Linked DNA regions of Homo sapiens: region 2 is linked to region 1. Evidence: chromatin contacts called from ENCODE Hi-C or POLR2A ChIA-PET data. All regions are on one chromosome and are shown on one strand. Each heading gives the region's core, a stretch centred on a gene start or an enhancer-like site at or near the end of the contact. The rest is flanking DNA. Distances are from core to core; before and after follow the strand shown.

Region 1 (4,946 bases), core at 165-2,664:
ATATTTTCAAACCTGAAGGAGTTTTATCCACAGTATATAAAGAACTGTCAAAACTCAATAATAAATTCAGTTAGAAAACAGGAAAAAGCTTGGACACCTCATTTAGGAAGATCTGGATGGAAAATAAACATAAGAAAAGTTTCTCAACATTTTTAGTTAGTAGAGAAATAAATGCAAATTAAAATCACAAGGAGATACCACTTTAAACATTTATACATGAATGTTTAAACTTAAAAACACAAACCATATCAAATGATGGTGAGGATATAGAGCAACTAGAACTCTGAAACCCGCTGGTGGGAATATAAAATAGTACAACTGTGTAAAACTATGCGGCAATTTTTTAAGCACATATACAATTCTATGACTTGGCCATTCCACTCCTAGGTACTAACCCATGAGATATGAAAACATATGTCCATACAAAGACTTGCACACAATAGCAGCTTTATTTGAAACAATTCAAAACTGGAAGCAGTCCAAACACCTATTAAAAGGTAGATAAACAAATTGTGTTATATTCATGCAGTGGAATAGTAACAGCAATAAAACCCAACAAACTCTTGACACATAGGACGAAATTTATCAATCAAAATAATTATGCTATTGGAAAGAAGCTAGATTAAATGTTCATACTGTATGATTCTATTATCGTAAAATTCTAGAAAATGCAAACTAATATATGGTGACAGAAAGCAGAACGGGAGCTGGGAGGAGTCAGGTATTACAACCGGGCATGAGGAAACTTTGAGGTGATGGAAAAGTTTATCTTAATTGTGGAGGTGATTTCAACAGTGTATACATATGTTCACCCTTAACAAATTATGCACTTTTGATATCTGCAGTTTATTGTACTTTAACCTTCAAGCTGTTAAAAATTAACCGGAGATAATTTTCAATTGTTGTGTAAGGTTTGCCACAAAGTGTAATATCTGCAAAGAAGCAGACAACTAATTTTTTCTTCTTAAGATTGTGGAAAAAGTTGTAATACTACAGAGAGCTGTGGAATCTAAGGATTAGTTGACCAACGCTTGTAAAGCTACCAATCTGAAAAACACATTTTCAGTTACCAAAGTTATTTTCTCTCTTCCATCGTGTAAATAGAATGTCGGGGTTCTTCTAATTTGGGTGTTTCTAAAATTTAAATCCACGTGAACAGATTAGGAAAGACCACGAAATCCTACGTCACCTCTAAAGTCACAGCTTGAAGCCTTGCGAAAGGAACTGGCCCTAGACCCCACCCCGGCCTATAAATCACCAGGGCGCAGCCTCAGTGCCTGGGGGTCGGCAGCAGCCAGCGTCAGGCGGCTCCCGCACGCTTCTTCCTAGGCGGCAGGCCGTGGCTGCCACGTGACTCCCGCTAACACCGGATGATGGCGCAGCGCTGTGCACGCAGGCGCAGTGTGGGGCCCTTGCGGTCGAAGCTCACGCGGTAAGCCGCTGCACGTGTGCTACGGCGGGCGGAGGGCCGAAAGTCCAGTATGTGGGTCCAGGGTCACTCTTCTAGAGCTTCCGCAACGGAAAGTGTGAGGTCAGTAGTAGTTTTTGTGGTACGTGCAGTGGTGGCCGCTTCAAGGACTATTTTCGTCGCTGCTTGCGTTTTAAGTCTCCAATCCTGGGACGAGGCCCATTTCAGGGTTTTCTGTCACCTTCTAGCCGCCCGCCACCCCAGAGGGGTGCCAGATGCCCCAGTTTTTGAGTGCATGCAGGCAGGCGAAAGTGGCTCGAAAAGACCTCCGGCCTGAATGATCTCCATGAAGACGCGGTCACGCAGCCTCCACACTCTCTTCCCCTTCTCGAAAATTCTGTGCCATTTAAGTTTCAAAATCCCTTATAAAATAAGTGTCAGAGAGCTACGTGTACCCGTTTCTTCCAAATTTTCATCACGAAGTGGAGATTTGGACGTACTATTTTGTGATCTCTGTTTGCAGAAAGTGGGTACGGCATCAGTGCCTTCATAATCAGGGCAAGTCATTTTAAAATAAGATTTAAAAACTACTCTAGAAGTAGCTTCTTGGAGTGTGTGGAGAGATTTCCAAAGTAATTTTAACTTTTACTGAATTTAAGCCTTAATGCTTTCCGTGGGAATATATAGTCTCCCTAAAAGTTATTACAGCTTTTCAGTCAGTTGAATTTAAAAACTGCTTTTTGACCAGTAGAAAAGAACCCTTGCTTTGGAGACATTTTCATGCCACTTACGAAAAATTTTTTTAAAAAATTAAGTTGTGACAAAGTAATCCATTTTTAAAATTTTATTTTTCTGTGATGAGGAGTTAATGTTTTCCTTTTCATAATGAGAGAGCATTTGAAACTTTAGTATAGTGGTGTTCCTAGACAACTTTTAAAGCTCTTAAAAAATTGCGGTGGCTTAGGCCTGTAATCCCGGCACTTTGAGAGGCCGAGGTGGGCAAATCACAAGGTCAGGAGTTCAAGACCAGCCTGGCCAACATGGTGAAACCCCGTCTCTACTAAAAATACAAAAATTAGCTGGACGTGGTGTCACGCGCCGGTAATCTCAGCTACTTGGGAGGGTGAGGCAGGAGAATTGCTTGAACCCGGGGGGTGGAGGTTGCAGTGAGCTAAGATCTCCAGCCTGAGCGACAGAGCAAGACTTCGTTTGGGGGGAAAAAAAAAAAAACCCATAAAAAATCTGTGTTTTAATTTTCCTTCAACACTTATGAATGGAAAGTGCAGTATTTTAGTATATTACAGATAAAATTACATAGTGTACATTTATTTTGGAATATTTTTGCATTTGATAAAGTATAATATTATGTAATTAAAATTATTTTTGAAGTAATAGGCAAAATTTTAGGTATTTTTGCAGTCTTTAATCCCACGGAATCTTCAAAAATAGTAACCACCGTGCCTTTTACATAAAATAGACTACCAGTTTAAAGCATTTGTTCTATTACTTGTAATGTTTCTCTTTGTTTACATTGTGGAAGTCCTTTTTATGGGAGGATATTTTCTAAAAAAAGAATATGTACATTGTTTCAAAGTATTGATTTATGTAAGTGATCAAAATGTATATGAGTTCAGTATAAGTTTGTAAAAGTTTGGCTAGAGATAATTTTAAGGATAGAGATTATATATGATAAAATTGCATCTACTACAAAATACTCAAAAGAATTAGTTAGTGAAGGAAATATTGAGCTCATTTTTAATATAGAGTTTGAATTTTGATAACTGCATTTAGGACAAAACATTTGTAAGAATTGAACATGATGTAGTTTAGTCTTCATTCATTATTAATGGTGGATTATTGTAATCTAATTTAAGGTATTGTTCTAGTTTTTCAGGAATTGTTCAAATGGATGAAGATACACATTACGATAAAGGTACTGACACTAAAAATTATTTTGGGGTGTAAGAGCTAGATGATACTGATTAATTTCTAATTTTCCTTGTATTGTGATTTGATTTTAGTGGAAGATGTGGTTGGAAGTCACATAGAAGATGCAGTAACATTTTGGGCCCAGGTAAATAGCAAACTGGTTGATATCCCCCCTCACCTCCCCCAATCCAGTTCCTCCCCAACAAAAACAAAAATAAAACCCAGGAATAAATACATTTGTCATTCTCATTGCCTAATATTTATTGAATTATTTATCACCAGGCATTATTAGGAGACAAATGTTGACAGCTGTGATGTTACTTGACTCATTATGAGTCAAGTGTTATGCCCATAATACACCAAGTTTGAAAAAAGAAAATTGGCAAGATTGTGATTTCAGAATTCCACTCAATTCTAGGCTGCTTTTGCTGGATTCTGAGAGCCTGTTGTATTTGTGAAGTTATAGCCCCATCTAGGGGTCTTTTATAAGATTGTTTCTTGAAGGAGGATAAGTTAAAAATCTCGGTCGTTTTTTCTAATGGCTTAAATTTGAGATGTGGTATTTTTCTCATTATAGAATTGGAAGCATGAATGAAACATTTCTGATTTTCTGTTGGGAGGGTGTCAGTTAGGTAAGGTTACTCAGTTTTAAATACAAAGCAAGCACTGAAGGGCTGTGTTCCACAATTTAAGAAGGTAAATTCCTCTGATGCACAGAACGACCTGCTAATTTTTGGTTTTGTAAACTATACATGATACGGAAGGGAAAGAAATTACGTTTCTCTATACTCCCTACAGCATGGGAACTCCTTTTGGTGGGGGGTGAGGTGAACTCGTAATGTGGGAAATAAGGAGAATATATGAGAAGAAAGTTCTAGAAGAATATGATTAACCCAGAGTTCTTAAATATATAGTCATGCATCACTTAATGACTGGGATACATACAGAGAAATGCATCATTAGGCAACTGCGTCGCTGTATGAACATCATAGAATGTACTTAGAGAAACCTGGATGATATAGCCTACCACATACCTAGGCCATGTGGTGTACCTGTACCTCATGTTACTGTACTGAATGCTGCAGACAATTGTAACACAATATTAAGTCTTTATGTATCTAAACATGAAGGTACAGTAAAAACATATTATAAAAGATTAAAAAGTGGTACACCTGTATAGGGCACTCACCATGAATGGAGCTTGCAGGATTAGAAATTGCTTTGGGTGAGTCATTGAGTGAGTAGTGAGGAATGTGAAGTCCTGGGACATTACTGTACACTACTGTATACTTTATAAATACCATACACTTAGGCTACACTAAATTTATAAAAATATTTTTCTTCAATAAACCTTAGCTTACTGTAACTTTTAATAAACTTTTGACTCATTTGTAGTAACACAGCTTAAAACAAACATTGTAGAGCTGTGCAAAAATATTCTTTACGTCCTTATTCTAAAGCTTTCTTCTCTTTTTAAACTTTTAATTTTTTTTTACTTTAAAAACTTTTTGGTTAAAAACGAAGACAAGATCTTCAATATCACTGTCTTTCACTTCCGCTTCTTGTCCTACTAGAAGGTCTTCAGGGTCAGTAATGTGCATGGAGCTGT
Region 2 (4,595 bases), core at 82-2,581, 50 kb after region 1:
TGCAGTCCTAGTCTCTGATAAAACAGACTTTAAATCAACAAAGATAAAAAAAGACAAAGGCATTACGTAATGGTAAAGGAAACAGTTCAACAAGAAGAGGTGACTATTCTGAATATATATGCACCCAAGGAGCACCCAGATTCATAAAACAAGTTCTTAGAGACCTACAAAGAGACTTAGATTCCCACACAATAATAATGGGAGACTTTAACACCCCACTGTCAGTATTAGATCAACGAGACAGAAAATTAACAAGGATATTCAGGACTTGAACTTAGCTCTCTATCAAGTGGACCTGATAGACGTCTGCAGAACTCTCTACCCCAAATCAACTGAATATACATTCTTCTCAGTGCCACATGGCACTTATTCTAAAATTGACCACATAATTGGAAGTAAAACACTCTTCAGCAAATGCAAAAGAACTGAAATCATAACAAACAGTCTCTCAGATCACAGTGTAATCAAATTAGAACTCAGGAAATGTTATCTTTCTAGAAAGACAAGGAACTGGAGATATTGTAATGATAGTTTGTGTAAAACCTTTAACTTTTACAGTATCTTCATATTAATAATTTCCTTCATTTATTGCCTTATAAGAAAGGTGTAATAGACAACTGGTGATTGTGGATAAGGGGTAGCAAAATCTTTTCCCTTTTTGCATGAAAACTTTACCTTTGGTTAACTCCCTCTCTTTGTTCCCTTGGTAATGTGATAAAATATTTCAACTGTGTTACTAGGCAACATTATTTATGGTAAGTATAACTTATGATTGTCAAACTGCATCTGTACTGGGAGAAACTACAAACTACAAATACTTGATGTGGACTCTTGTAACTAAACATGCCCCTTGAGGGACCCTGGAAGCTATACCTATGGAGTTGTTACAAGAGATACTGGCTTTTGAGGGACATTAGGCTTGTAAACCAGAGTGGCTTTCATACATGCTAATGTGGAACTTTTCTGGTCTGAGTGGTGTGTTTTATGCATGTAAGACTCTGCCTTACTATTAATTAGTGTCTGAGTCACCTATTGTTGGGAGGTAGTTGTTTGTGTGTGTGAGTAGGGGTGTGAAAATGAAATATTTTACATAAATTCTTTATTAGCTTAGGTACAAGTATATTTATTTCCTGTTGCAGTTTTCTTTAATTTATTGTATTGGGCTGAACAGAACTTCCTGTTTTTCTTGTAAACCATTCCCTACAACCACCATAACTTTCCCTAGCACCTGTGAGCTCTATACTTGTTGTGTTTGGACTTGTTCCATCTTAAATATTTGTGGTTTCTGCCTCTGTGGATTATACCCTGTAAATCTTACTCCCTAGTCATACCTAGGTTGATCAGTTGGCAGCCTGACTGCCTCTGAATGAGAAGTATGAGCAGGATAACTAGGCTTTTGAAAATGCCAGGAATGTTTAGTTTGGAGAAGGGATTTGATTTTGGTTATTTTACGTATTAGATTCTAACTGATCACTTCTGATTATGGGAGAAAGAAGATGACAGCAGAATGATTAATTTTTTAATTTCTATGAAACACAGGCAGTGTGTTTATAAACATTTTCTTACATTAACTTTTAAAATGGGCATATTTGCTCCCATTTTATAAGTGAGGAAACAGGCTTACAAGGGTAAGGAAATTGTTCAAGATTACCTAGTTGTAATTTTTTAAAATTAAAAAATTACTCTTTTTTTTGAGGTATGGTCTCACTCTGTCACCCAGGCTGGAGTGCAGTGGCACGATCACAGCTCACTGCAGCCTCAACCTCCAGGGCACAAGAGATTCTCCACTTCAGCTTCCCAAGTAGCTAGGACTACAGGCGGTGTACTACCAACCATGCCTGGCTAATTTTTTTGTACTTTTTATAGTGACGGGGTTTTACCATGTTGTCCAGACAGGTTTTGAACTCCTTGGCTCAAGTAATCCTCCTGCCTTGGCCTCCCAAAGTCCTGGGATTGCAAGTGTTAGCTACCATGCCCGTACCCTAGTTCTAAATGTTAATATGGAACTTGAACCCAGACATGTCTGACAGCAAAGCCTATTGTTTTTCCATTGAAACCACACTATTGATATTAAAATACTTCTTAATGTATTTTCATGTAAGATGAAAAGATGTAAAAAAACCTGCCTTATTTGTTTTTGTGGTTTGAGCATAGTGAAAGTATTCAGGATGGAGCTTTAGCACTTACTATCCTATGAGTACAGATGTGACTTTTTTTGAAAGCAGAATTTTTTTTTTCTACTACTGCTTGTGTTTCCGGACTTAAAGTTTACTTGATAGATGGAAGTGTAGATTATTGGCTAAATATATAATCATAATAGCCACTCAAATGAAATCGTCATTTTATTTCCCTTATTGTACTTATTTTGGTTTAGAATTGATAACTTTTATTCAAGTATTTTGCATAGTTCTTTAACTTGATTGCCATGTGGCCATATGCTTTTTTTTTTTTTTTGAGACGGAGTCTCGCTCTGTCGCCCAGGCCGGAGTGCAGTGGTGTGATCTCGGCTCACTGCAAGTTCTGCCTTCCGGGTTCGTGCCATTCTGCTGCCTCAGCCTCCCGAGTTGCTGGGACTACAGGCGCCTGCCACTCTGCCCAGCTAATTTTTTGTATTTTTAGTAGAGATGGGGTTTCACCATGGTCTCGATCTCCTGACCTCATGATCCGCCTGCCTCGGCCTCCCAAAGTGCTGGGATTACAGGCGTGGGCCACCGTGCCCAGATGTTTTTTTTTTTTAATGATGAAAACAGTAGGCTTTACTTGAGGTCTTTTCTTTTTTATTTATAGTTTTAAAATAATCTGGTTGAGCTTATGCAAGAAAAAATATCCTAAAATTCAGGCTTTTATAGTTTTATAGTTTTATAATGTATTTTATAGTTTTATTTATAGTTTTAAAATAATCTGGTTGAGCTTATGCAAGAAAAAATATCCTAAAATTCAGGCTTTTATAGTTTTATAGTTTTATAATACATTTTATAGTTTTATTTATAGTTTTAAAATAATCTGGTTGAGCTTATGCAAGAAAAAATATCCTAAAATTCAGGCTTTTAAGTGTATGTGCCAGACACTGTTATAGGTAATAGAGATTAAAACTTTTTTATTTTATTTCATTTTATTATTATTTTACTTTTAGGGTACATGTGCACAATGTGCAGGTTAGTTACATATGTATACATGTGCCATGCTGCTGTGCTGCACCCATTAACTCGTCATTTAGCATTAGGTATATCTCCTAATGCTATCCCTCCCCCCTCCCTCCACCCCGAGATAAAAATTTTTAAAAGACATATCCTTTCTTTCTTTCTTGGGTACAGGATGGATATATTAATATATAGTTTTAATACAGTATGGTAAGTGCTATAATAAAGAAAATGCATAGAGTTCTTGGATATCTTTCACATATGTATTTCCAAACACAGCCTGTTGGACAAATTGGAGGGTTTATCCTGGTGTTTAAGTGTATCTTGAAGGATGAGTAGCTGAAGGAGTTGAGAATGGGATGGGAATAGAAAAGAGGCCATATGTAATTAGTAGGAACTTATATAATTTTCTGTAAGAAAAACAAAAATTTCATTGTTGCAGAAATAATGGGAAAAATAAAAATTAGATCAGAGTTGTTGAACTTAAATGTTTTATTTTTAATTAAGAGAAAGGAAGTTTTTTTGTCATTTTGTTGATCTAAGGAGAGAAATGTCCTAAGTGCTATAATGTTTGGAGAATATAAAGTTAATTTTGGAGATCACTTTTTTTCATATAGGTCATATGCGGAAAAGACCTGATGTATTAATGATGGTTATTCTTTTTTTCTTCCTCCAGAGTGAAGGGAATATTTTGATTGCCCAAAGAAATGAAATGCAGCAGAAGCTGTACATGTCAGTAGAAGATTTTATTCTGGAAGTTGATGAGTCATCTCTTAATAAACGCTTAAAAACATTGCAGGTTGGAATTAAAAATATATTAAATATACGTTAAATTGTAAGTTTATTTAAGAAGTGAAATTAGCATTTACCTTAAGACTTTAGATTGTTCTGTGATGGTTGCAAAAGTTTTTCCTGTTTCCTGAATTCTGATTTCTTTTTAATGGGATTAAAAGTTTATATTAATATATTTTGTGGCTATGTTTATATGCATATCTATCTTGCAAACAAGGTAAAATGGCTAGGGACTCCAGTATTCACTGGGGAAATTAATGGAGACAGGAGCAGTAGCAGGTATGTGGGTCCCTATCGTCCATTGCATTCTAGCAGAAAATGTAGTAGGACCACATGTTACAGGGAGAAGGGATCAACTCTGATCCATAAATTATAGGGTTTTTAGGCTCCATGACCAGGGAAGTTTCTCCCTGATGTGATCAGAGGCTAGAGTACTGTAGTACATATAGCTATATGATATGGTGGAATCTTGTCTTCAGCTCTGTCTTGCCAGCTCAGGAATGACTTTAATTCGGGGTGAATGAACATGACAGTGTTAAGTAATTTCACCTAATAATAGTGTTTCTCTCTACTTATTCAGATCTTTTTTTGTCCTTTAATATTGTTTAAAATTTTTCTCTATAAGTCCTCATGCTTTTTTCTTCATTTAACTTTTATTTATTT

What was found. A loop is a pair of places that touch in the nucleus more often than their neighbours do. ChIA-PET counts read pairs that join two places held with the same protein, here RNA polymerase II (POLR2A). Pooled maps may share reads with other maps.
Region 2: a map of Panc1 shows a loop between it and region 1 (4-fold over the local background). The contact joins the enhancer-like site here to the promoter of STK31 in region 1. A Hi-C loop is called at or near these places in 5 of 168 maps with a recorded cell type or tissue (Calu3, PC-3, PC-9 and 2 more) and 3 of 50 pooled maps. POLR2A ChIA-PET finds 5 or more read pairs at or near these places in 5 of 52 experiments (BJ, HEK293, PC-9 and 2 more).

Annotation. Positions count from the first base shown.
Region 1 is chr7:23,708,805-23,713,750 of GRCh38, forward strand. It overlaps STK31 (serine/threonine kinase 31), which reads left to right and starts at 1,415. Exons shown (of 24, transcript NM_031414.5): 1 at 1,415-1,531; 2 at 3,295-3,341; 3 at 3,430-3,482. The coding sequence starts at 1,482.
Region 2 is chr7:23,758,985-23,763,579 of GRCh38, forward strand. STK31 (serine/threonine kinase 31) reads left to right here. Exons shown (of 24, transcript NM_031414.5): 11 at 3,817-3,939. Among named protein-coding and RNA genes, the nearest start is that of STK31, 51 kb to the left of the region's middle. Within about 2 kb of position 1,332, at least 4 of the 41 ENCODE cell types and tissues checked have a DNase peak (open chromatin) inside an H3K27ac peak, as active enhancers do; they include PC-9 and Panc1, where a contact is called at or near this core.